Linked DNA regions of Homo sapiens: region 1 is linked to region 2. The links are chromatin loops, found by intact Hi-C in ENCODE. Cell type or tissue: MCF 10A. All regions are shown on one strand. Links, peaks and the distances in the headings refer to the core of each region. The heading gives the core; the rest is flanking DNA. Region 1 holds the start of EPO (erythropoietin). Region 2 overlaps MUC17 (mucin 17, cell surface associated).

Region 1 (11,806 bases), core at 3,807-11,806, 340 kb before region 2:
TCTACTCCATGTTTTCTCACTGCTTGCCAGTGGGGCTTCCCTCAGTGGCAGTTCTGCAGAAACAGACCTCCACATTGCCACTGAAGGAAGAGTGGGGCCTGGGGCTCACTCTTTTGTGTGTGGGGGGGCGTGAACCAGGCTCCTGCATCTACTAGAGTCCATGCAGGGCAGGTGGGGCAGGGAACCCTGCCTGCAGGCCCGACCGTAGGGAGGCTAGCTCCAGCCTCTGTTCTCCTCCCTCTACTGGCTCTCCAAAGTGACTTCCATCAAAGCTTGGGAGGCCAGAAACAGTGAGCCACGTCTCTTTGTAATCCCAGCACTTTGGGAGGCCCAGGCAGGCAGATCACCTGAGGTTAGGAGTTCAAGACCAGCCTGGCCAACATGGTGAAACCCCGTCTCTACTGAAAATACAAAATTAGCTGGGCGTGGTGGCAGGCGCCTGTAATCCCAGCTACTCAGGAGGCTGAGGCAGGAGAACTGCTTGAACCCGGGAGGTGGAGGTTGCAGTGCACCAAGATTGTGCCATTGCACTCCAGCCTGGGTGACAGAGGGAGACTCAGTCTCAAAAAGAAAAAAGCTTGAAAAACGGGAGAGGGGTGAGGAGATGGAGGCAGAAGGTGTGTGCAAATGCAATGCCCTGCCCTCCTTTTTACATTTTATTTATTTATTTATTTATTTTAGAGACAGGGTCTCACTCTGTAGCCTAGGCTGGAGTGCAATGGTACAATCATAGCTCACTGCAACCTCAAACTTCTAGGCTCAAGCAATCCTGCCTCAGCCTCCCAGGTAGTTAGGACTACAGGCAAAAAAAAAAAAAAAAGAGCTACTATTGTTTTCTTTGTTTGTTTATCTGTTTGTTTTGAGACGGAGTTGTGCTCTTGTTGCCCAGGCTGGAATGCAATGGCGTGATCTCAGCTCACTGCAACCTCCGCCTCCTGGATTCAACTGATTCTCCTGCCTCAGCCTCCTGAGTAGCTGGGATTACAGGCACGTTCCACCAAGCCCGGCTACTTTTTGTATTTTTAGTAGAGGCAGGGTTTCTCCGTGTTTGCCAGGCTGGTCTCGAACTCGTGACCTCAGGTGATCCGCCTGCCTCAGCCTCCCAAAGTTCTGAGATTACAGGCGTGAGCCACTGCGCCCGGCCAAGAGCTAGTATTGTTTAGTATGAAGCCATTTTGCTAAGAAATGGTTTTAGGCTTCTTAATAGGAATGGGGAGAAGTGAAGGAAGGCAATTTTGTGTGCGTTTAATTCTCAAGTCTGAGTTATTAGTAGAAACTAACAACTGAGCCAGACTCAGTTGTGGCTCGCATAGCAGGGAAGGGGACGGGACCTTGAAATATTAAGTGGTTTGATCAGGCTGATGATCCTGCTAGAGAAGCCCAGCACTTTGTCCCAGGTGAGTTTCTGGTGCTTGGTCAGGAGTTGAGGGAAAAATGGTGTTTCACAAACCCTCAAACCACTAGAGAGGTTGGACGAGAACGTGTCAATTGTAGTTCCTTAGGAAACAGATGTCCAATTGCACAGAGATTTGGGATGAGGCAAAGGTCATCCTACCAGAAGGAAGCCTGTGAAAATGGCCACTTAAGGTCCCAAGACCCTAATGACATTATGGGTGTTTTTCAGTTTATGTGTTTGAGTTTAGCGCTGTTTTCTAATTTTGGTCACGTATTGTTTTTGTAATGAGCAAAAGTTCATCATAAAAGTTGCTTTTTTTTTTTTTTTGAGACAGAGTCTGGCTCTGTCGCCCAGGCTGGAGTCCAGTGGCACAATCTTGGCTCACCGCAACCTCCGCCTCTCGAGTTCAAGTGATTCTTCTGCCTCAGCCTCCTGAGTAGCTGGGACTATAGGTGTGCGCCACCATGCCCAGCTAATTTTTGTATTTTTAGCAGAGATGGGGTTTCACCATATTGGCCAGGCTGGTCTTGAACTCCTGACCTCGTGATCCGCCCGTCTCAGCCCCCAAAGTGCTGGGATTACAGGCGTGAGCCACCGTGCCCGGCCTAAGTGAGCTCTTCTGCTCGTGTCTTAGTTCATCAACCAGCAAATAATTTTTCCCTTTTCAGGGAAGTATATTTGTCTAATAGCAAACAAGACTAATAGACTGAGTTGGAAGGAATCTAGCAGGTCCTGTGAAGGCGAAAGTCCACCCTCTGTTTGCATTCTTCAAGTGACAAGACGGTTGCCTTTTCTTAAGGGAGCAGAGGCTTGTTATAGAGGAGACAGCAAGCCATTCTCCTCTGCATCATCCATGTATCCACTGACCCATTCATTCATCAGATATTTATTAGTTAGTGGAACGGGCAATAAAATAACTTCTTGAGGTATCTCATCAGTTTTATTTTTACTTATTTAGAGATGGGTCTTGCTCAGTTCCCCAGGCTCGAGTGCAGTGGCATGATCATAGCTCACTGCAACCTCGACCTCCTAGGTTCAAATGATCATCCTTCCTCAGCCTCCCAAGTAGCTGTGACACCAGGCATGTGCCGCCATGCCTGGCTAACTTCTTTATTTTTTATATAAAAAATATAACTCTATAAAAAATAACTTCTTTATTTTTTATAGAGCCAGGGTCTCACTGTGTTGCCCCGGCTGGTCTTGAACTCCTGGCCTCAAATGATCACCTTAGCTTTCCAAAGTGCTGAAATTATAGGTGTGAGCCACCTCACCCGGCCCCTCATCAGTTTGATAACTAACTCCTTGATCACCTTACTTAGAGAACAAAGGATCAGTCAGGAATAGGCTTCATAAAACTTTGGTAGGCCAGGTGCGGTAAAGGATTTTCCTTTGAGGACTTTGGCAAAGGATTTTCCTTTGGTTCTCCAGCAGGAATCCCTTCTTCAGCATCTTTTTTTTTTTTTAAGAAAGGGTGTTGTTCTTTCGCCCAGGCTGGAGTGCAGTGGTGCGATCATAGCTAACTGCAGCTTCCAACTCCTGGGCTCAAGCAATCCTCCAACCTCAGCCTCCCGAGTAGCTGGGACTACAGGCATGTGCCAGCATGCCTAACAAATTTTCTGTAGAGACAGGGTCTCCCTATGTTGCCCAGACTGGTCTCAAACTCCTGGGCTCAAGGGATCCTCCCTCCTTAGCCTCCTAAAGTGCTGGGATTCCAGGCGTGAGCTACCGTGCCTGGCCCTCCAGCATTCTTGCTTCCTTCACAGTTCCCCAAAGGCCACCCAACAAGGTCCCCAGCCACCTCCCCTCCCAGCACAGAAGGTCTTCTGGGCCTCTGGCTGAACTCGAGCTGAGCTGAGAAGCCACTGCTTGGAAATGAGGAGGGAAAGAGAAGCCAGGAGGCCCCCCTTCCCAAGTCCGACTCCAGGCAGCTGGGGCTCCGTGCTGCCTGGGGGTCTGGGACAGCTCGGGGGGCTGTAAATTTGCTTCTGCTTGGATTTCCAATCTGAATCCACTGCCAGGAGGAATCCGTGGAGCAGAGCCTGCCTCCACACCCGCCATCCTCCTGTCACAACTGGCCCTTTTCAAACCCTGCCTCAGTGGCTGCCTGCTCAGGAAGTGCATGGAAGCTTCACACGCCCCAGGATCCCAGGGAGCTGGGTTGACCGGGGGATGGCTCAGTGCCCCCTCTAGGTTGGGTTCTTCTCTGAGCATGTAGTGGAGGGACCACATAATGCAATCCACACTTGGGTGGTTACCACAGAAAAGGGACATGCTGGACGCTTGGTAGACAGAAAAATGCATCAGAACTTCCATACGCAGCCCTTCGCTCTCTTCGATGACTAGGGCACCTGCACTACGTGACTCCAGACGGTACCATTCCCTTCAGAGTCTCTATGGATGCCCCTGGGAGTTGGGCAGTGCTCATCTTTGACGGCTGTCCATGGCGGTCCTGCCAGTGAGATGCCTAAGACATGTACATAAATGACGGCAGTGCCAGGGAAGGAGACGATTTCCTGCTGGGAGATCAAGAAAGGCTTCATGGAGGAGGCGATGCACAGATTTGGGCTTTAAAGAAAACGAGGAGATGGTGTGGGAGGGTAATCCAGGATGAGCCAAGGGCAGGAAGGCACAAACCATCTCCTGTGGTGGAGGGAGTGGGAGTGAGCAAAGCGGGAGAACAGCCTGGAACATGAAGTGAATGGTAGACCTTGGAGGGTCTCAGTTCTGAGGCAATAGGAAGCCGTGACAGGTTCCTGCTCAGGGAATTAGCACAAATGAGGCTGTTCAGTGGGAAAGTTAATTGAGCAGCAGGGTTAGGGATTAACTGGAGGGGTCAATGAGGAGATGCTCTGCAGTGGTCCTGGGCCTGTGGGTCAGCATCTGCTAGAAGATGAAGAGCAGGCAGATGACGGGGGTGGGGGGCACTGGGCAGGGGGATGGTGGGCATTGGTCGGGGAGCCCCATGGAGCTTCTTGTTTTCTTCCTGTTCCTCAAGGACAGATGAATGGACCCTGCATTGCTCAGTATCCAAGAGGCTCTGGGCTCCAAACCAGCCTCTCCCCTCTTAGCAGAATTACTATGGCTTCAAGCCGGGTGTGGTGGCTCACGCCTGTAATCCCAGCACTTTGGGAGGCCGAGGCGGGCGGATCACTTGAGGTTGGGAGTTCGAGACCAGCCTGGCCAACATGGCGAAACCCCATCTCTACTGAAAATACAAAAATTACCGGGCGTGGTGGCACATGCCTGTAATTCCAGCTACTCGGGAGGCTGAGGCAGGAGAATTGCTTGAACCCGGGAGGTGGAGGTTGCAGTGAGCTGAGATAATGGCACCACTGCACTCCAGCCTGGGCAATAGAGTGAGACTCCATCTCAAAAAGAGAATTACTATGGCTTCGGATTGGGTATGGGGTGGACCAAGATCCTCTCCTCCCTCCCAAGCTGCAATCACAGCTCTCTCTCCAGAAGCCCCAGGGGACAAGGCAGTCACTACTCCTATCCAGCAGGCTACAGCATTTAGAGGCTGGTGCCCCTGGCCCATCTCTCACTCCTCTTCAACTGCAGACAAGGATGCAGGGACCCCCGAGAAGCTGTGTGAGGGGAGGGGCAGGTCCCACAGCCCAAAAGGCTCCTCCTCCTCCAGCTGTGTCCACCCCACCCATCTGTCTCCGGCCCCCTCTCCATGGTTAGGTCAGGGCATTGACGCAGGAGTCAGGGTCCTGGGAGAGCAGAGGCTGGGGAAGGGGAGCAGCCAAGACAGAACGCACGTGCGGCCATGTGTGGATGTGAGTGTGATGGTGCACGTCCCAGGACTCTGGAAGGGATCAGAACCAGGAGCCGAGTGGGGCTGGGGGAGCCTGGACAGCAGTTTTGGGAAGGCTCAAGGTGAGCAGAGGATGCAGGGGAGCAGGGTCTGAGGGAATTAGGCCAGCCAGAAGCATACCAGCCTCTGTCTCCTGACCCCCACCCAACCATCTTGCCAAACCACTCATTTTTTCTTTTTTTTTTTTGAGACAGGGTCTCCCTTTGTTGCCCAGTCTAGAGTGCAGTGGCGTGATCATAGCTCACTGCAGCCTCAACCTCCCGGGCTCAAGAGATCCTCTGACCTCAGCCTCCTGAGTAGCTGGGACTACAGATGTGCACCACCATGCCCAGCTAGCTAAACAAAAATAAAAATTATAGACATGGGATCTCACTATGTTGCCCAGGCTGGTCTCAAACTCCTGGCCTCAAGCAATCCTCCTGCCTCAGCCTCCCAAAATGTTGGGATTACAGGTGTGAGCCACTACACTTGGCCCAAATCCCCCTCCCATCAAGCTCTTCACCTCACCACACCCTCATGGTCCCTCACCCCCAACAGGTCTTTATTCAAGTCAGTTTCTCAGCCTAGTGTCTCTGACTACCTTATTTTAGATAACCCTGCCTGTGCCTTTTCTCCTTAGTTCTGGCTATTTGAAATCCTCTATCTTTTCTTTTCTTTTCTTTCTTTTTTTTTTTTTTTTTTGAGACAGGGTCTCATTCTGTTGCCCAGGGTGGAGTGCAGTAGCAAAACCACAGCTCACTGCAGCCTCAACTTCCTGGGCTGAAGTGATCCTCCCACCTCAGCCTCCCAAGTAGCTGGGACTATAGGCACATGCCATCATGCCCAGCTAATTTTTGTATTTTTTTGTAAAGATGGGGTTTCACCATGTTGCCCAGGCTGGTCAAGCCAACTCCTGGGCTCAAGTGATCCTCTTGCCTTGGCCTCCCGAAGTGCTGGGATTACAGGCATGAGCCACCTCACCCAGCCAAAATCCTCTGTCTTGTACCCATTTTTGTGTTCATCATTGGCAACCCCACTAGAACATCAGCTCCACCAGGGCAGGCATTCCTGGCTGTATCATTCACTGCTCTATCCCCAGGTCCTTGGCCAGGGGTAGGTAGGAAATCCATAAATATCTTTTGAATGAATGAGTGAATGTTTCCCACTCTTTCCAAACAAAATCCAAATTCTTCAGAGAGGCATTCAAGGCCATAGACAGCCTGACTCCTCCCTAAGCAGCACCCTGGCCTCATCTTCCACCTCTCTCTTCTCCATCTTCCCTTCTGCTCACCTGTAGGGAGACCCCCTGAAACTACTGCTACGGAATAAAAGATGAAATGCTCCTGATTATTGTAAATACAAAATTGCATGCAGGATTGTGTACAAACAATGCCAGGTTGGACTGCCAGAATGAGCCAACAGCCTGTGATGTGCTTCCGCCTGCGGAGAGCCTATGAACGGACCTGCAGTCAGGGAGGTTTCACATCACCAAGATTTCTATCCCAGAAAAGCAGATGTTCATAGCTCTGGGAATGGAATGCGACCCTTGTGGAGAGCCTATAAACGGACGCATGGGGGCGGGGGGCACCTGTCCATATGGATAAGATAGGGCTATAAACGCCCTCATCTTGCCATGGCTCTTCTAGGCCTCTTTAGGGTTAAGGCATACTCCCTTCTGAGAATTTCTGGTCTAACTGGTTGTCTAGCTTCATGTCCTGTTTCCATGGATTGTCTGTAACCAGCTTTTGTTGCAATTGTTACTGCTGATTAGTATCTTGCTAATCATAGGTTATGGAAAGATTGTGTTTCTGTTTTAAGGCTCTGTTAGAAATTACTGATGCACACACTATATTGTAAATTCTTATCTCTGTATACTGTACTTCTGCATACAAATGTACTGTACTTCTACATATAAATGTTATGTTAAAGAATTAATTCATCCCCATGTGACCATCTCACCTCATAATCAAATGACCCTAAATCCCTCACTAACCTACCCCCGCCCTCACTAAACTTAATAATAAATGATGGTACATCTGGTGCATTGTTGACACCACGGGACCAGAAGGCGGTGACCCCCCGGACCAGCTTTCACTATCTTGTGTGTGTCTATTATTTCTCAACCTGCTGATCCGCCTGGGAACAAAGAGAGAGCCCTGTTGCATTGCGGGCTGCTGGCCAGATCCCGCAATACTCACCTGACTCTCCATTCACTTTGCTGAATCGACAATCCCCCACCCACCTCATACCTCTTCCCATTGATGTCCTACCCCCCTTCAAGGCTGAGGTCATTGTCACCTCCTCCCTCAAATCTTTCTTGATTTCTCCCGGCTAACTCTTACAGCTCAGATCTACACATTCCAGTCTTTTTTTGTTTTTGAGACAGGCTCTCACTCTGTCGCCCAGGCTGCAGTGCAGTGGCACGATCATGGCTCACTACGGCCTCGAACTCCTGGGCTCAGGTGATCCTCCTGCCTTAGCCTCCTGCATATTTGGGACTACAGGCGTGAGCCACCACACCTGACTAATTATTTTTTATTTATTTATTTATTTTAGAGACAAGGTCTTGCCATGTTGTCCGGGCTGGTCTCGAACTCCTGGGCTCAAAGGATCTTCCTGCCTTGGTCTCCCAAAGTGCTGGGATTATAGGTGTCAGCTGCGGCGCCTGGACCTTTCCTGTCTTTTATGAAACCTGAATGGGATAGGCTGGTAGTTTCACCACACCCATTTGACAGATGAGGACATTGAGGGCTCAAGGACGAGGCCACTTTCTAAGGTGTGAGAGACCAGCTAGTCTTGGTCTCCTGCTCTGGGAATCTCACTCCTCTGGCTCAGGGTTTCCAGAAGCCATAAAACCTTAGCTGTAAATCCCAGCCCCCATCACTCTTGGTGTTAGCTGTATTTCAGTGTTCTTAAGAACTCAGCAATGCAGCCTAGCTAACCTACACCACAGGTCAAATAAACAGATGTCAAGGTGCATGTGTGTCCTGCACAATGGACTGTGTGCTCTGTGCACTAAAAGTTAAGTGTCTGGGGTGGGGGCTGGGTGCGGTGGCTCACGCCTGCAATCCCAGCACTTTGAGAGGCCGAGGAGGGTGGATCACCTGAGGTCAGGAGTTCAAGACCGGTATGGGCAATATGGCAACACCCCATCTCTACTAAAAATACAAAACATAGCCGGGTGTAAAGGTGTGCCTGTAGTCCCAGCTGCTCCAGAGGCTGAAGCAGGAGAATTGCTTGAACCCAGGAGGCAGAGGTTGTAGTGAACGGGAGATGGCACCACTGCACTGCCTGGGCAACATAGGGAGGCTACATCTCCAGAAAAAAAAAAAAAAGTTAAGTGTCTGGGTTTGCAGAGTACTAGACGGTGAGGAGTGAGGTGGGGAGGAAGAACCCCAAATTTCTTGCCCTATTTGCCCCCATCAAATTCCTCAACATGGTCAACATTGTTTCTAGAACATGTCCTGGGATTGTGGGAAGGGAGACCACTCATTTGCCCCTCCCTAAAGCTTCTGGGCTTCCAGACCCAGCTACTTTGCGGAACTCAGCAACCCAGGCATCTCTGAGTCTCCGCCCAAGACCGGGATGCCCCCCAGGGGAGGTGTCCGGGAGCCCAGCCTTTCCCAGATAGCACGCTCCGCCAGTCCCAAGGGTGCGCAACCGGCTGCACTCCCCTCCCGCGACCCAGGGCCCGGGAGCAGCCCCCATGACCCACACGCACGTCTGCAGCAGCCCCGCTCACGCCCCGGCGAGCCTCAACCCAGGCGTCCTGCCCCTGCTCTGACCCCGGGTGGCCCCTACCCCTGGCGACCCCTCACGCACACAGCCTCTCCCCCACCCCCACCCGCGCACGCACACATGCAGATAACAGCCCCGACCCCCGGCCAGAGCCGCAGAGTCCCTGGGCCACCCCGGCCGCTCGCTGCGCTGCGCCGCACCGCGCTGTCCTCCCGGAGCCGGACCGGGGCCACCGCGCCCGCTCTGCTCCGACACCGCGCCCCCTGGACAGCCGCCCTCTCCTCCAGGCCCGTGGGGCTGGCCCTGCACCGCCGAGCTTCCCGGGATGAGGGCCCCCGGTGTGGTCACCCGGCGCGCCCCAGGTCGCTGAGGGACCCCGGCCAGGCGCGGAGATGGGGGTGCACGGTGAGTACTCGCGGGCTGGGCGCTCCCGCCCGCCCGGGTCCCTGTTTGAGCGGGGATTTAGCGCCCCGGCTATTGGCCAGGAGGTGGCTGGGTTCAAGGACCGGCGACTTGTCAAGGACCCCGGAAGGGGGAGGGGGGTGGGGCAGCCTCCACGTGCCAGCGGGGACTTGGGGGAGTCCTTGGGGATGGCAAAAACCTGACCTGTGAAGGGGACACAGTTTGGGGGTTGAGGGGAAGAAGGTTTGGGGGTTCTGCTGTGCCAGTGGAGAGGAAGCTGATAAGCTGATAACCTGGGCGCTGGAGCCACCACTTATCTGCCAGAGGGGAAGCCTCTGTCACACCAGGATTGAAGTTTGGCCGGAGAAGTGGATGCTGGTAGCTGGGGGTGGGGTGTGCACACGGCAGCAGGATTGAATGAAGGCCAGGGAGGCAGCACCTGAGTGCTTGCATGGTTGGGGACAGGAAGGACGAGCTGGGGCAGAGACGTGGGGATGAAGGAAGCTGTCCTTCCACAGCCACCCTTCTCCCTCCCCGCCTGACTCTCAGCCTGGCTATCTGTTCTAGAATGTCCTGCCTGGCTGTGGCTTCTCCTGTCCCTGCTGTCGCTCCCTCTGGGCCTCCCAGTCCTGGGCGCCCCACCACGCCTCATCTGTGACAGCCGAGTCCTGGAGAGGTACCTCTTGGAGGCCAAGGAGGCCGAGAATATCACGGTGAGACCCCTTCCCCAGCACATTCCACAGAACTCACGCTCAGGGCTTCAGGGAACTCCTCCCAGATCCAGGAACCTGGCACTTGGTTTGGGGTGGAGTTGGGAAGCTAGACACTGCCCCCCTACATAAGAATAAGTCTGGTGGCCCCAAACCATACCTGGAAACTAGGCAAGGAGCAAAGCCAGCAGATCCTACGGCCTGTGGGCCAGGGCCAGAGCCTTCAGGGACCCTTGACTCCCCGGGCTGTGTGCATTTCAGACGGGCTGTGCTGAACACTGCAGCTTGAATGAGAATATCACTGTCCCAGACACCAAAGTTAATTTCTATGCCTGGAAGAGGATGGAGGTGAGTTCCTTTTTTTTTTTTTTTCCTTTCTTTTGGAGAATCTCATTTGCGAGCCTGATTTTGGATGAAAGGGAGAATGATCGAGGGAAAGGTAAAATGGAGCAGCAGAGATGAGGCTGCCTGGGCGCAGAGGCTCACGTCTATAATCCCAGGCTGAGATGGCCGAGATGGGAGAATTGCTTGAGCCCTGGAGTTTCAGACCAACCTAGGCAGCATAGTGAGATCCCCCATCTCTACAAACATTTAAAAAAATTAGTCAGGTGAGGTGGTGCATGGTGGTAGTCCCAGATATTTGGAAGGCTGAGGCGGGAGGATCGCTTGAGCCCAGGAATTTGAGGCTGCAGTGAGCTGTGATCACACCACTGCACTCCAGCCTCAGTGACAGAGTGAGGCCCTGTCTCAAAAAAGAAAAGAAAAAAGAAAAATAATGAGGGCTGTATGGAATACATTCATTATTCATTCACTCACTCACTCACTCACTCATTCATTCATTCATTCATTCAACAAGTCTTATTGCATACCTTCTGTTTGCTCAGCTTGGTGCTTGGGGCTGCTGAGGGGCAGGAGGGAGAGGGTGACATGGGTCAGCTGACTCCCAGAGTCCACTCCCTGTAGGTCGGGCAGCAGGCCGTAGAAGTCTGGCAGGGCCTGGCCCTGCTGTCGGAAGCTGTCCTGCGGGGCCAGGCCCTGTTGGTCAACTCTTCCCAGCCGTGGGAGCCCCTGCAGCTGCATGTGGATAAAGCCGTCAGTGGCCTTCGCAGCCTCACCACTCTGCTTCGGGCTCTGGGAGCCCAGGTGAGTAGGAGCGGACACTTCTGCTTGCCCTTTCTGTAAGAAGGGGAGAAGGGTCTTGCTAAGGAGTACAGGAACTGTCCGTATTCCTTCCCTTTCTGTGGCACTGCAGCGACCTCCTGTTTTCTCCTTGGCAGAAGGAAGCCATCTCCCCTCCAGATGCGGCCTCAGCTGCTCCACTCCGAACAATCACTGCTGACACTTTCCGCAAACTCTTCCGAGTCTACTCCAATTTCCTCCGGGGAAAGCTGAAGCTGTACACAGGGGAGGCCTGCAGGACAGGGGACAGATGACCAGGTGTGTCCACCTGGGCATATCCACCACCTCCCTCACCAACATTGCTTGTGCCACACCCTCCCCCGCCACTCCTGAACCCCGTCGAGGGGCTCTCAGCTCAGCGCCAGCCTGTCCCATGGACACTCCAGTGCCAGCAATGACATCTCAGGGGCCAGAGGAACTGTCCAGAGAGCAACTCTGAGATCTAAGGATGTCACAGGGCCAACTTGAGGGCCCAGAGCAGGAAGCATTCAGAGAGCAGCTTTAAACTCAGGGACAGAGCCATGCTGGGAAGACGCCTGAGCTCACTCGGCACCCTGCAAAATTTGATGCCAGGACACGCTT
Region 2 (16,004 bases), core at 3,856-11,855:
AGGACTGCCGGAAGATGGCCAAGGAATATGGAGACTACTTCGTAGTGGAGTACCGGGACCAGAAGCCATACTGCATCAGCCCCTGTGAGCCTGGCTTCAGTGTCTCCAAGAACTGTAACCTCGGCAAGTGCCAGATGTCTCTAAGTGGACCTCAGTGCCTGTGAGTGCTCCCCCATCTCCTCCAGCCCAGCCCAGACGTCCTGGTCCTCCCCTCCCCTGCAGGGCTTCACCCCAGGCATTGCCTGGAGACCAAGGTCATGGGACTAGGTCCCAGCGTCTCCTGAATGTGTCCAGCTGCAGAGGAATTGGGTTGGGGATAAGGGAAAAACATGAGTAGTTGAGCTCCAAGGCTGTGTCCAGAACAGCCTAACCATGTCCTCTCTGTGCTAAGGAGGGCTGAGGAAGGTGACAACCTCCTGGGAAGGTTGTCCGACTGAGGGAACAGAGACAGAGCCTTGCTCTCTCTCCAGAGAGAGAACAAGATCCTCTGCTGGTGAAATAGAAACAGAAGGTTACACACCCATATGGGGAGTGGGGAGAAGCCCTCTAGCCCAGTCACAGAGGTAAGAAAGCGAAGAAAAACATTGTCACTTTAAACAGAACCAAAGAGAGAGAACAGCTGGAGCATCAGGTGCGGGAAGAAGCCACATGTGGGCAAAGACCTGAGTAGTTAATTTGGGAAGGCTTCCTGGAAGAGGGGGTCACAAGCTGGAAAGGGGAAGAAAGGAACAGGGCTTAGAGAGGGCATCTCAAGGCAGCAGGGAAGAAGAGCTTCAGGGGTGTAGTGGGAGCTCTGGATCAGGGCTGCAGCCTGGCTTTCTTGACAGAGAGGAAGGCTGGAAGTGAGGAGGTTAATGGGTGGATGCAAGATCACTGTGGGGTCCTGGAGTCCCTGGGGGTGCAGCCCAGGGAAGACCCAGGGTTGGGCCAACCGTCCTAGGTCCTGGGTTGCAACTGGAGGCAAAATCTAAAAGCTTGGAGTGGGAATTGGGCTCATTTGAGGACCACCTCCAGGGATGCTGGTCTTCATCTCTGTTCATCCCCTCGGGGTGCCTTGCTTTATGCCCCCTGGCAATCTCTTCTTGCCTCCTCTTCATTAAACACCCACTGGGCAGGGCCCAGGTCTGAAGCTGGTGCTGACTCCGTTCTCTCTCCCCAACCTGCCGCTTCTCTCCCATCTCAGCTGCGTGACCACGGAAACTCACTGGTACAGTGGGGAGACCTGTAACCAGGGCACCCAGAAGAGTCTGGTGTACGGCCTCGTGGGGGCAGGGGTCGTGCTGATGCTGATCATCCTGGTAGCTCTCCTGATGCTCGTTTTCCGCTCCAAGAGAGAGGTGAAACGGTGAGCGAGCCCCTACCACCTCCTCTTCCAACTCCCTCCAGCTCCTCCTCTTCCTCTGAACCCTCTGTCTCTAATCACTTCATAGTCTAGGTGGGCAGCGGGGGCAGCTAAAAATGGGGATACAGCTTGTCCCTGGTCCTTATTCCTGTTCCCCAATCCTAATGGGGTCTCTCTGATGTTTCCATCACTAGGCAAAAGTACAGATTGTCTCAGTTATACAAGTGGCAAGAAGAGGACAGTGGACCAGCTCCTGGGACCTTCCAAAACATTGGCTTTGACATCTGCCAAGGTATTGGCCTTCCTCTCTGAACTCAGAATGGCTCAAAATGTGGAAACAGGCTGGGTGCGGTGGGCTCACATCTGTAATCCCAGCACTTTGAAAGGCCAAGGCAGGAGTATTACTTGAGGCCAGGAGCTCAAGATCAGCCTGGGCAACAACACAGCAAAACTCTATCTCTTAAAAAAAAATAAAAAATAAAAATAAAAAAGGGAGGCTGAGGCAGGTGGACCACTTGAGGTCAGGAGTTTGAGACCAGCCTGGACCACATAGTGAAACCCTGTCTCTACTGAAAATACAAAAAAATTAGCTGGGCATGGTGGCAGGTGCCTGTAATCCCAGCTACTCGGGAGGCTGAGGCAGGAGAATCACTTGAACCCGGGAGGCAGAGGTTGCAGTTAGCCGAGATTGTGCCATTGCACTCCAGCCTGGGCAACAAGCACGAAACTCCGTCTCAAAAAAAAAAAAAAGAAAAAAAATTTTAAATTATCTGGGCATGGTGGCATGCACCTGAAGTCCCAACTACTCATGAGGCTGAGGCAGGAGAATTGCTTGAGCCTGGGAGATGGAGGCTGCAGTGAGCTGTGATTGTACCACTGCACTCCAGCCTGGGCAACAGAACAAGACCCTGTCAAAAAAAAAAAAAAAAAAAAAAAAAAAAAAAAAAAGAGTACATAGGAGGCACCTGGGAAGACCCTGAGGCTTATAGAGTGAAGGGGGAAAATATTTCCCACTCCAAAATGTTTGGCTCCACAGCTAAAACCTTATTTCCATTACTGACTCCTGTGAGACCCTGGATGGGGCATAGTGAACTGAACCACTGGGGAGACACAGGTTCCTTGAGGGTGGTAGATTTCTCTAGTGCACAGATTAGTGCTCGGGAGTGGGTGAGCTCATTAGCAGGGGAGTTGTACCTCAGTAAAGAGACTAACATTAGATTTTGCTAGGTTAAAGGCACATGTTAAAATTTCTAAAAATAGAGTCTTTAAATTCTAAAGAAGGAAATATGTGGAATGAGAAATTTCTCAAAATAGTCTTTAAATTCTAAAAAGGGGAAGATTAGAATGAGGAAAAGTCCAGTCAACCCACAAAGAGGCAGGAAAGGGAGAAAAAGAAAAAGGAGGTGAGACGCAGTGGCTCATGCTTACAGTCCCAATGCTTTGGGAGGCCGAGGCTGGAGGATCTCTTGAGGCCAGGAGTTCAAGACCAGCCTGGGCAACATAACGAGTTCAAAAAATTAAAAAAATTAGCCAGGCACAGTGGTGCATGCCTGTAATCCTAGCTATTCAGGAGGCTGAGTCAGGAGGATCACTTGAGCCCAGGAGGTCAAGGCTGCGTGAGCTATGATTGCACCACTGCACTCCAACCTGGGCAACAGAGCAAGACCCTGTCTCTAAAACAAAACAAACAAAAAAAATGTGGCTCATGCCTGTAATCCTAGCACTTTGGGAGGCTGAGGCTAGTGGGTCACCTGAGGTCAGGAGACCAACCTGGCCAACACGGTGAAACCCCGTCTCTACTAAAAACACAAAAATTAGCTGGACATGGTGGCATGTGCCTGTAATCCCAACCACCTGGGAGGCTGAGGCAGGAGAATCGCTGGAACCTGGGAAGTGGAGGCTGCAGTGAGCTGAAATCGCACCACTACACTCCAGCCTGGGCAACAGAGCAAGATTCCGTAGAAGGAGGAGGAGGAGGAGGAGGAAGGGGAAGAGGAAGAGGAGATAGGACACATAGAAAATAGAAAATAAAATGATAGGACGTAATGCAAATATATCACAAATCATAATACACATAAGTAGATTAAACTCTAGTTTAAAAAGGATTTTTTTAAAAAAAAATCTAGGTATCCACTGTCGGTGGGAGGTACATGTTAAATAGAAACACAAAGGTTAGAAACAAAAGTGTAGAAAAGACAAAACAGGGTAATACTAAACAAAGTGTCTGTTGTTTTGTGTATAGCTGTACTCATTGCAGGCACATAAACTTTAAAGCAAAAAGAATTACTAGGTATAAAAATGATCAATATTAGGAAATGGCTTACTCTGTTAGACACAAGTTTAATTTGTATGCTCTGTTAGTACAATCTCGAAATAGATAAAGCAAAAACTGACAAAGCTGCAAGAAAAAAATTAACAAATTCACCAACATGGTAAGAGATTTTTAAAACGCCTCTCTTAGTAATTGACAAAAGTCAGTGAGGATTACAGAACTTTTGTACAAAATAATTAGCCTTAATACAATACAGAACACCACATTCAACAAATAGAGGGTACACATTTATTACCTGAGTCCACAAGAAAACTTTTAAGGATGGCCATACACAGGCCATTAAAAAAGCCTCAAAAAACTTACAAAAATTATTTAAATCAGACGATATTATCTGACCATAATGCAAGTATGTTAGAAATCAATAACAAAAATAGTTTTGGAAAACAAAAACAAAAATCCCGTATCTTTGGAAATTTTTTTCAAGTGTCTAAATAATGTATGGATCAGATAAGAGATTATAGTGAAAGTGAGAAATTAGTGTCAAGACTTGTGGGATGCAGCTACAGCTATACTCAGAAAATTCATAGCCTTAATATGCCTGTATTAGGGAGCTGCTGAGTCAGGTAATGTTGACAGTTTGTCACATTTTCAAGGGTTTGCAGTTTCCTAGGGGTAGAGAAAAACTGTCTCATCCTCCATCAGATGGGATTAAAGGGAGAGATGAAAGTTTGTCCTTCTAACCTCCTGTTTCCATGGTGCTTTCCATCCCTCCACAAGATGATGATTCCATCCACCTGGAGTCCATCTATAGTAATTTCCAGCCCTCCTTGAGACACATAGACCCTGAAACAAAGGTAAGAAGGGCCTGGATGGGATGCTGGCCTCCCCCAACCCTGCGACTTTCTTCTTCTCCTTTCCTACATGGTAGGACCTTCAGAAAAACAGAACCATGTTTACAGTTTATTGGTCCAGGTGATCCTCCCAGGTCCATACTGCCAGGAAACAAGCCTAACTCAGGGGAAGAATAAAAGCTAAGTAGCAAGGTGGAATCACTTTCCTTTGACCCCTGAGGCTTCAGGTTCGGAGGTTTCCTTCCCTACTCTAAGTACATCCTTGATGGCCAACTTACTTAGTTATTTTAACTTGTAAACACACATAAAAGTCAAAATAGCAGTGCAGTAAATACTTACATATTCCATCTAGCTCAACAAGGCTTAACATGCCATATGTTTCTTTCTTTGTATTGATCTATTCACTAATTTTTGCTGAATAATTTGGAAGTCAGCTGCCAACATTATGACACTTGATCTCTAACCATTTCAGCACACACTTCCCAATACCACGATTATATCCAATACATTGATCATAACTTCACAATATCGTCTGGTACCCAATGTTTCCAATTAGCCCAAGGACATCTTTTATTACTATTTTTTTTTCTCAGATGTAGATATAACAGATTTCACTCACTGACTTCCGTTATGTCTCTTTGGTCTTTTAATCTAGAATGGGCTCCTACATTTTTTAACATATTGCTTTTTTTAAGAGTCTAGGATGGTTGTCTTGAAAAATGTCTCACACTCCTGGTTTGTTTCATGGTGTCATCTAACTTGCCCACCCATCCTTAGTATCAGAGGTATTAGAGGTATTCTAGGATTGGAAATACTGGAGGTTGGTTCTAGAGGCTTAACTGGAATCAGATTAAACATTTTTGTTATATCATAGATAATGCTATCGCCTCACTTCAACAAGTATATAACATCAGGTTTTCCCCTCATGATTAAGGCCGAGATTGGTCACTTGGGCAAAAAGTGACCACTCCTTGATCACTGCTTTAATATGATTTAAACTAGATGGATATTTGAGGGTAGGAGAAATAACAAGTGTGAACGTCTTCAGGTGCTATGCTCCCTTGACATAGCCCTTTGGGCAAGGATGAAATCTCCAGCAAGGATAACTGTAAACCTACCTGGCGGGGAGGGGAAGGCACAATTGGTTTGTGCTAGAATCCAGGTAATGGGACAAGTTCTAAACCAACCACTTAGGCCAGGTGCGGTGGCTCATGCCTGCAATCCCAGAACTTCGTGAGGCCAAGGCAGGAAGATTGTCTGAAGTCAGGAGTTTAGGACCAGCCTGGGCAACAAAGTGAGACTCTGTTGCTATAAAAGAAATAATAATCATAGCCAGGTACAGTGGCTCACACCTGTAATCCCGGCACTTGGGGAGGTCGAAGTGGATGGATTGCTTGAGCCCAGGAGTTTGAGATCACCCTGGGCAACATAGTGAAACCTCATCTCTACAAAAAATTTAAAAATTATTCAGGTGTGGTTGTGTGCACATGTAGTCCTAGCTACTTGGGAGGCTGAGGTGGGAGGATTGCTTGAGGCCAGAAGTTACAGGCCATGGTGAGCCGTGATTGTGCCACTGCACTCCAGCCTGGATGGCAGAGTAAGACCCTGTCTCAAAAAAATAATAAAAAATAAAAATAATTAAACAGAACACTTCCTATCCCAATCCTCCTTATGCTTCCAGAATCCCAAATTCCTCATGGGCTGAGCCCTCACTTGGTTTTATCTCTCTTTTCAGATCCGAATTCAGAGGCCTCAGGTAATGACGACATCATTTTAAGGCATGGAGCTGAGAAGTCTGGGAGTGAGGAGATCCCAGTCCGGCTAAGCTTGGTGGAGCATTTTCCCATTGAGAGCCTTCCATGGGAACTCAATGTTCCCATTGTAAGTACAGGAAACAAGCCCTGTACTTACCAAGGAGAAAGAGGAGAGACAGCAGTGCTGGGAGATTCTCAAATAGAAACCCGTGGACGCTCCAATGGGCTTGTCATGATATCAGGCTAGGCTTTCCTGCTCATTTTTCAAAGACGCTCCAGATTTGAGGGTACTCTGACTGCAACATCTTTCACCCCATTGATCGCCAGGATTGATTTGGTTGATCTGGCTGAGCAGGCGGGTGTCCCCGTCCTCCCTCACTGCCCCATATGTGTCCCTCCTAAAGCTGCATGCTCAGTTGAAGAGGACGAGAGGACGACCTTCTCTGATAGAGGAGGACCACGCTTCAGTCAAAGGCATACAAGTATCTATCTGGACTTCCCTGCTAGCACTTCCAAACAAGCTCAGAGATGTTCCTCCCCTCATCTGCCCGGGTTCAGTACCATGGACAGCGCCCTCGACCCGCTGTTTACAACCATGACCCCTTGGACACTGGACTGCATGCACTTTACATATCACAAAATGCTCTCATAAGAATTATTGCATACCATCTTCATGAAAAACACCTGTATTTAAATATAGAGCATTTACCTTTTGGTATATAAGATTGTGGGTATTTTTTAAGTTCTTATTGTTATGAGTTCTGATTTTTTCCTTAGTAAATATTATAATATATATTTGTAGTAACTAAAAATAATAAAGCAATTTTATTACAATTTTCATGGTTCCCAGATCTTTCCTCCTGTTTCCCATAGCTCCTGTTTCTAACCTCCCAGACTCTCTCTCTCTCCTCCAGAACATAAAATCGGATGCTTTTGGGGTTCAAGACAACAAGAGAGAGATTTGCAGTGGAAAGAGGACCATTCCTTGAACTCCACTGACACCATTTGCTGGTGTCCAAGAGGCAAGGCAGACAGACAGACAGACACACACACACATATACACATACACACAGAGGGGGGGGGGGGAGAGAGAGAGAGAGAGAGAGAGAGAGAGAGAGAGAGAGAGAGACTCACTTCCTACCAAAGAAAACCAAATTTTGCAAGCTCTCCTTCTGAAAACGGGCTTTTATTTCTTTCCATACATCTAAAGAGATAGAGACCTGGGTTCTATTTCAAGCTTTCTCGTGAATTCCTTGGGTTAAATCTGGGAAAAATCTATTTGGACTCAGTCTTGCCTTCTGCCGAATAAGGACTAGGTTATTTCTAAAGCCTCTTTCATCGCTGTCCTTCTTAATATTCCTAGGACGCTTTTTAATAATTATTGTTATTCCAGCCATGCCGCTCAGGATTCATTGTATTCTTGAAAGTCTGTCCCACCCGCCACCCGCTTCAAAGCCTAACCTGAGACAGAACCTGGACTCTGCTTCCCCCTACTGGACACTCTGAGCACCTGCAGGCACCATGCCGTTTCTCAGCGGTCCCCTTCTGGCCTCTCCTGTGACAAAAATATTCCGTTACACTTGATCATTTCCATATTTGCCATCAAAATTCTGTTTCTTTTCTTTTCCTTTTTTTGAAACAAAGTCTCACTCTTTCGCAAAGGCCAAAGCACAGTGGTGTGATCACTGCTCACTGCAACCTTGAGCTCCTGGGCTCAAGAATTCCTCCAGCCTCAGCCTCCCAAGTAACTGAGACCACAGATGCCGGCCACCACGCCCGGCTAATTTTTAATTTTTTCGTAGAGACGGGGTTTCGCTGTATTGTCCAGGCTGGTCTTGAATTCCTAGGCTCAAACGATCCAACCACTTCTGTCTCCCAAAATGCTGGGATTCCAGGCATGAGCCACTATGCCCGGCCTTTTTTTTTTTTTTTAATTTTGAAAATTTGCAAATCTACAGGGAAGTTAAAACAATAAAGTTAAAAAAGTGAACCCTACCTGGGCGTGGTGGCTCACGCCTGTAATCCCAGCACTTTGGGAGGCCGAGGCAGGCGGATCACCTGAGGTCAGGAGTTCAAGACCAGCCTGGCCAACATGGTAAAACCCTGACTCTATTAAAAATACAAAAACTAGCCGGGAATGGTGGCGCATGCCTGTAATCCCACTTACTTAGGAGGCTGAGGCAGGAGAATGGCTTGAACCTGGGAGGCGGAGGTTGCAGTGAGCGGAGATCGTACCACTGCATTCCAGCCTGGGTGACAGAGAGAGTCTGTCTTAAAAAAAAAAAAAAATTACACATATATATGTATATATAACAGTGAACCCCATATAACCTTCACCTGGAGTTATCAGTTGTTAACGTTGTGTCCTATTTGCTCTAAAGTGGTATGTATTTTTTCGAATTAAGCAAAATTGGAAATTAAAAATTAGAAAAGTTACAAATAAAAAATTACCACGAACCTGACCTTTTTTTTTTTAATTTTAGACTCAAGGGGTACATGTGCAGGTTTGTTTCAAAGGTATATTGTGTGGTGCTGAGGCTTAGAGTATGAATAAATCTGTCACACAGGTAGTGAGCATAGTACCCAATAGGTAGTTTTTCTCTTTTTTTCTTTTCTTCTTTTTTTTTTTTTTTTTTTGAGACCGAGACTCGCGGTCACCCAGGCTGGAGCGCAGTGGCACAATCTCAGCTCACTGCAACCTCTGCCTCCCGGGTTCAAGTGGTTCTCCTGCCTCAGCCTCCCGAGTAGCTGGGATTACAGGCGTGCACCACCTTGCCTGGTTAATTTTTATATTTTTAGTAGAGACGGAGTTTTGCCATGTTAGCCAGGCTGGTCTGGAATGCCTGACCTCAAGTGATCTGCCTGCCTTGGCGTCCCAAAATGCTGAGATTACAGGCATGAGCCACCACACCCGGCCCCAATAGGTATTTTTCCGACCCTTGACCCCCTCCCTCCTTCTCTGATTTTGGGGTCCCCAGTGTCAGCTGTTCCCATATTTGCGTCCATGTACACTCAATGTTTAGCACTCACTTATAAGCAAGAACATGCGGTATTTGGTTCTCTGTCTTTGTGTTAATTCATTTAGGATAATGGCCTCTAGTTGCATCCACGTTGCTGCAAAGGACGATTTCATTGTTTTATTTATGGCTGCATAGTATTCCATGGTGTACATGTACCACATTTTCTTTACCCAATCCACCATTGATGGGCACCTAGGTTGATTCCATGTCTTTGTTACTGTGAATAGTGCTGCAATAAACGTACAGGTGCAGGTGTGTTGGGGGTAGAATAGTTTATTTTTCCTTGGAGTACATACCCAGTAATGAACAATCCTCAGTTCCCAAAACTGAGCTGAATTCATACATCTTCACTTTCAGACCTGCCTCCTGCCTCCCATAGGCATCTGTGGCCATGGGAGCGGGGACTTAACAGGGCTACAGACCCCACATCCCATCTGGAACTGAAATCTCAGCACCTTCCCACTCTCTCATCCTATCTGTGAAACGGAGAGGCAGGACAGAGCACCCAGACCCATAGGCTGCCCAGGTCCACTCTTGGTGAGCCATTTACTACCTGCGTGAGCTTGGGAAAGTAACTTCTTCTCTCTGAACCTCTGCTCCCTCAGCTGTAAAAACAAAAAACAAAAAACAAACAAACAAAAAAAACACAACAACAACAACAAAACTGAGTAGCTGGGCGTGGTGACTCACATCTGTAATCTCAGCACTTTGGGAGGCTGAGGCCGGTGGATCACCTGAGGTCAGGAGTTTGAGACCAGCCTGGCCAACATGGTGAATTCCCGTCTCTACTAAAAATAGGAAAATTAGCCAGGTGTGGTGGCACACACCTGTAACCCCAGCTACTTGGGAGGCTGAGGCAGAAGAATCACTTGAACCTGGGAGGCAGAAGTTACAGTGAGCCGAGATTGCACCATTGCACTCCAGCCAGGGCAATAAGAGCAAAACAACTCTGTATTCAAAAAGAAAAATAAACCCAATGACCACCTACCATGTGCAAAGTACCTTTCATCATTCCCAGTCCACCAATGAGGGCAACCAAGGCAGACATCCTAGCAACTTGCCCAAGATCATGAAACCAATGGGTATGAGGCTGGGATTAGAAAACAGGGTGGCATCTGGTCAAACCTGTGTTCTTTTTTTTTTTTTTTTTGAGACAGGGTCTTGCTCTGTTACCCAGGCTGGAGTGCAGTGGTGCGATCATGGTTCACTGCAGCCTCAAACTTCTGGGCTCAAGCAATCTTCTTGCCTCAGCCTCCTAAGTAGTTGCAGGTGTGCATTGCCATGCTCAGCTAATTTTTAACATTTTTAAAATAGAGACAGGGGTCTTGCTATGTTGCCCAGGCTGGTCTCGAACTCCTGACTTCAAATCATCCTACCACCTCGGCCTCCCAAAAGTTCTGGGATTACAGGTGTGAGCCACAGTGCCCGACTCAAGTCTGCGTTCTTATCTATCACTTATGTGCCCTCCCCGTGGGACCACTCTTGGGATAAACTGGGTTAATACACGTAAAATGCTTGGAACAAATTCTGGCATATAAAAAATTCTAAAAGAGAAAGAGTGGGAGAGAGAAAACATGAGCTATTGCTACATCAGCTTCCCTGTCATAATTCTCTCTTTGCAGCTCATCCCTCTTAAGTTTCTTCTCTCTCTTCCTCCAACCATACAAGAGTGATGGCTGGACTTGAAGCAAGACAGAAGGCTGGCCCTGTCACTTTGCAGAAACCAAGAAATCCAAATGCATAGAGATGCAAAGAGATAGTTGGAGGCAGATACACTAAGTCACAGAAAGAGGGGTCTGGTGGGGGCTTGATATGGTTTGGATGCGTGTCCCTTCCAAATCTCATGTTGAAATGTTATCCCCGATGTCGGTAGTGGGGCCTAGTGGCACTGAGTCATCGGGTCAGATCCCTCATGAATGGCTCAGCACCATCCCCTTGGAAATGAATGAGCTCTGACTTAGTTAGTTCATGGGAGATCTGGTTGTTCAAAAGAGTTTAGGCCAGGCAAAGTGGCACATGCCTGTAACCCCAGCACTTTGGGAGGCCAAGACGGGAGGATTGATTGAACCTAGGAGTTTGCGACAAGCCTGGGCAACCTAGTGAGACCTCCCTGCCCCAATCTCTACCAAAAGTTAAAAAAATTAGCTAGGCATGGTGGCATACACCTGTAATCCCAGCTACTCAGGAGGCTGAGGCGGGAGGATTGTATGAGCCTGGGAGGTTGAGGCTGCAGTGAGCTATGATCGCACCACTGCACTCCAGCATGGGTGACAGGGGGAGAGCCTGTCTCCAAATAAGCCGGGCATGGTGGCTCATGCCTGTAATCCCAGCACTTTAGGAGGCCGAGGCAGGTGGATCACTTGAAGTCAGGAGTTCGAGACCAGCCTGGCCAACATAGAGAAACCCTCGTCTCTAATAAAAATACAAAAATTAGCAGGGTGTGGTGGCCCGCGCCTGTAATCTCAGCAACTCCGGAGGCTGAGGCAGGAGAATCACTTGAGCCTGTTGGGGGGTGGGGGTTGCAGTGACCCGAGATTGCACCACTGCACTCCAGCCTGGGCGACAGAGCGAGACTCCATCTCAAAAAAAAAAAGAAAAGAAAAGAAAAGAAAAGCACTTTCTCTGTCTCTCTTTCTCTCTCTCTCTCTCTCTCTCTCTCTTTCTCTCTCTCTCTCTCTCTCTCTCTCTGTGTCTCTCTCTCGCGTGCGCCATGTGACTGGCTCCGTCTTCGCCTTCCTCCATGTTTGTGAGCCTTCTTAAGGCCCTCAACAGAAGCAGATGCCGCTATGCTTCTCAGACAGCCAGCAGAACCGAGAGCCAAAATACAACCTCTTTTCTTGAGAAATTACCCAGCCCCAGGTGTTGCTTTATAGCAAAGTAAAAACGGACTAACAAAGGACCTAAAGGCAAAGAGGCACTCAGGGACCACCCCTCCGGGCTCACCTCGGGTCACCTGCACCGTTCCTCACCGTCACGCAGGTGCACACGTACCACTGCTTGACTTTCAGCGCCGCTCCTGCCGACCCTTGAGTCTGTTCACAGGCATCTCCTTGCATCCAGCCCATGGCATCCACTGGCTGCTCTCCCTGTGGTCTGTCCCACTGCCAATCACTGTTTCCTGCCACAGCCCACCATTGCCTTCCCAGTTATGCGGTTCACCTGCTCCAACACTAACGCCCTGGCCCTCTGATTAAAGCAATATCTCCACCTCAGCATGGTTTTCAATGTCCCTGGAATCTGATCTCATTTTCCTCCTGACTCCATCTCTTCCACCACCCACCCATGTCCCAGGCCACGTGGCACGTGGGTTGTCGAACTGCCACCCTGCAGCTCCTTCTTTTTTTTTTTATTTTTTTTAGGCAGAGTCTCCTTCTGTCGCCCAGGCTGGAGTGCAGTGGTGTGATCTCGGCTCACTGCAACCTCCGCCTCCCAGGCTCAAGCAATTCTCCTGCCTTAGCCTCCCCAGTAGCTGGAATTACAGGCACGTGCCACCACACCCAGCTAATTTTCCTATTTTTATTAGAGACGGGGTTTCTCCATGTTGGCCAGGCTGATCTCGAACTCCTGACCTCAGGTGATCCACCTGTCTTGGCCTCCCAAAGTGCTGGGATTATAGGCATGAGCCACTGCACTCGGCCTCCCGGCCGCTTCTCTACCCTCCTCTTCCCACATATCTCTCTCTAGAACCTGACCCATCCTGCAACTCCAATTCCACTTCCTCCAGGAAGCCCTCTCTGATACCACCTTTGTCTACTTCTCTCATTGCGTTCATCATTTCCCCTTGTTCGCTCCAGGGTGAGGATGAGGCTTTGTTACTTTCTGTACCCCACAGCACCTAACACCGTGCCTTGTGCATAGAAGATGCCCTGAATGCTTGTTAACTTTAATTAAAACTTCTCTCCCTTGGCCAGGCACAGTGGCTCATGCCTGTAATCCCTCCCCTTTTTGGGAGGCTGAGGCAGGAGAATCACTTGAGCTTGGGAGTTCAAGACCAGCCTGGGCAACATGGTGATACTCCATCTCTACAAAAAGTCTTAAAATTAGCTGGGCATGGTGGTGCGTGCCTGTAGTCCCAGCTACTTGGGAAGCTGAGGTGAGAGGATTGCTTGAGCCTGGATTGTCGAGGCTGCAGTCAGCTGAGATCACACCACTGCACTTCAACCTGGGCAACAGAGTGAGACCCTGTCTCAAAAACAAACAAACAAACAAACAAACAAACTCATCTCTCTTGGCCAGGCACAGTGGCTCATGCCTGTAATCCCAACACTTTGGGAGGCCGAGGCAGCAGGATTGCTTGAGCCCAGGAGTTCAAGACCAGCCTGGACAACATAGCAAGACCCCATCTCTACAAAAAATTAGCCAGGGATGGTGGTGCACACTTGTAGTCCCAGCTACTCGGGAGGCTGAAGTGGGAGGATCACTTGAGCCCAGGAGTTGGAGGCTGCAGTGAGCTATGATCATGTCACTGCACTCCAGTCTGGGCCACAGAGCAAGATCCCATCTCAAGACAAAAAACAAAAACAACTCATCTCCACAAAGTTGTTTTTGTTTGTTTGTTTGTTTTGTTTTGTTTCTTAAGACAGAGTCTCACTCTGTCACCCAGGCTGGAGTGCAGTGGCATGAACTCAGCTCACTGCAACCTCCACCTCCCAGGTTCAAGCAATTCTCCTGCCTCAGCCTCCCTAGTAGCTGGGATTACAAGCACCTGCCATCACACCAGCTAATTTTTGTTATTTTTAGTAGAGATGGTGGGGGGTTTCACCATGTTAGCCAGGCTGGTCTGGAACTCCTGACCTCAAGTGATCCACCCACCTTGGCCTCCCAAAGTGCTGGGATTACAGGCGTATCCACAAAGTTTTTTAAACATCTACTGGCTGGGCGTAGTGACTCACGCTGTAATCCCAGCACTTTGGAAGACCGAGGTGGGTGGATCACCTGAGGGCAGGAGTTCAAGACCAGCCTGGCCAACATGGTGAAACTCCGGCTATACAAAAATTAGCCGGGCATGATGGCGGGTGCCTGTAATCCCAGCTACTTGGGAGGCTGAGGCAGAAGAATTGCTTGAACCTGGGAGGCAGAGGTTGTATTGAGCCGAGATCATGCCACTGCTCTCCAGCCTGCGCAACAGAGGGAGACTCCGTCTCAAACAAAAACAAAAAACCGTCTCCTGTTACATTCACCCTGTCCTTCTTATAATCCTTTTGGGCTTGTATCAACACGACGTGACCAAGTTCTCACTTGTTCTGGTTACTTCACGCATGCTTACACCAACCCCACAGAAAGCCAGCCCCTGTGGGCCACAGAGCCCAGCTCAGGCAGTGCAAGCTGTGGGCCCCCTGGGGCTCTCTGTCTTCTGCTTTCCTCCCACGGCCGAGCCTCTCCCTTTCTGGAAGGGATCAAGACAAATGGAATGGTAAGCAGAGCTTATTTCTGCATCCCAGGGGGCCCTTGGCTTGAGCATAAACACAGCGTCTGATCTTTCTCCTTCTCCTCTTCTGAGTCTTTTCAGGTCACCCTCAGTCACCAGACACCCTGGGGGTGGGGCAAGAATGACAGGAGGCTGGAAGTTCAAGGACCATCTCCTGACCAATAAATGAAAATGTATGCCTCTCCCCCCGCCTGGGGATGCATGGAGATGAGGGAAATCATTTTCCAAAGCATCTTGTAAAATTCAGCTCTCTTGCAGGCAGATTATAACACGGCTTTTGAAGAACAGGAGGGGTCTTGCCGTTTAGATCTCCAGAGGTTGTGCTAGACCCGGGGGAAGACGTGACCAGTCGTGCTTTGCTGCGGTGGGTGATGTGACTCTGTAGGGCCTGTTGAAATGACACCCCCAAGGTAGGCAAGCCTGATTCATCTGCGATGATACAGCAGGTCGGGGAGCTGGCGGCTTCCTAAGTCAGACCGCCTGATGAGAGGCAGGACTCACAGGGGAGCCAGGAAGCTAAGGAAATTTACAGCAGGTCGTAGCCAGGGAAAGTGGAATTGAACCTGGGTGATCATCAGCCTGATTAGCTCAGTGCCTCCTGGTGGGAGCCAAGGGCGGGAGGCAGCGCAGGGGAAGAGGGGGCAGGCAGTCAAGTCAGCATCATCAAGGTGGAGTTCCAGGAGCTGTGGTGTGCTAAGGTCAAGAGCAACTGGGCCAGGCGCAGTGGCGCACCCCTGTAATCCCAGCACTTTGGGAGGCCGAGGCGGGCAGATCACGAGGTCAGGAGATCGAGACCATCCTGACTAACACGGTGAAACCCTGTCTCTACTAAAAATACAAAAAACAAAAACAAAAACAAAAACAAAAACAAAAAGATTAGCCGGGTGTGGTGGTGGGCACCTGTAGTCCCAGCTACTCGGGAGGCTGAGGCAGGAGAATGGTGTGAACCCGGGAGGCGGAGCTTGCAGTGAGCCAAGATCGCACCACTGCAGTCCAGCCTGGGCGGCAGAGTGAGACTCCGTCTCAAAATAAATAAATAAATAAAAATTCAAACTGTGAATCTTTGGGAAAAGAGGGCCCGTAATGCCAGGTGAGGACTGCATGACTTTATTCTCCATGACCAACACAGGCCACTGATAGCCCCTGCCAGGTGGAGGCATTTCCCATGCCTTCCAAAATTGCCCTGATTGCAATAATCACGCAGCCCTTTGTGAGCCATTGGTATAAGTCAGGGCTGGTACCAGGATTCATGCATACACATTAATTCATAGCTCCCCAACCTCCGTTTCTCAACCCAGCATGCCCTGAAAGGGTTCCAGGCTTCCAGAGAGAGTGAG

Evidence for each region. Peaks named below come from ENCODE experiments on the same cell type or tissue, not always from the same donor. Only the 100,000 strongest peaks of a DNase experiment are listed, where the experiment ranks them.
Region 1: it touches region 2 in a loop (7-fold over the local background); 2 of 110 quality-filtered maps call a loop at or near these places.

Annotation. Positions count from the first base shown.
Region 1 is chr7:100,711,656-100,723,461 of GRCh38, forward strand. EPO (erythropoietin) reads left to right here and starts at 8,813. Exons shown (of 5, transcript NM_000799.4): 1 at 8,813-9,338; 2 at 9,903-10,048; 3 at 10,307-10,393; 4 at 11,009-11,188; 5 at 11,323-11,806. The coding sequence starts at 9,326. The coding sequence ends at 11,478. In MCF 10A, for the core only: a CTCF peak has its summit at 8,462 (motif pointing right); no DNase peak of the experiment used is centred there.
Region 2 is chr7:101,051,803-101,067,806 of GRCh38, forward strand. It overlaps MUC17 (mucin 17, cell surface associated), which reads left to right. Exons shown (of 13, transcript NM_001040105.2): 9 at 1-160; 10 at 1,184-1,345; 11 at 1,537-1,634; 12 at 4,392-4,468; 13 at 6,201-7,057. The coding sequence ends at 6,242. It also overlaps the pseudogene RN7SKP54. Among named protein-coding and RNA genes, the nearest start is that of TRIM56, 26 kb to the right of the region's middle. RefSeq lists an enhancer at 14,034-14,903. In MCF 10A, for the core only: a CTCF peak has its summit at 7,736 (motif pointing left); DNase peaks (open chromatin) are centred at 6,789 and 7,689.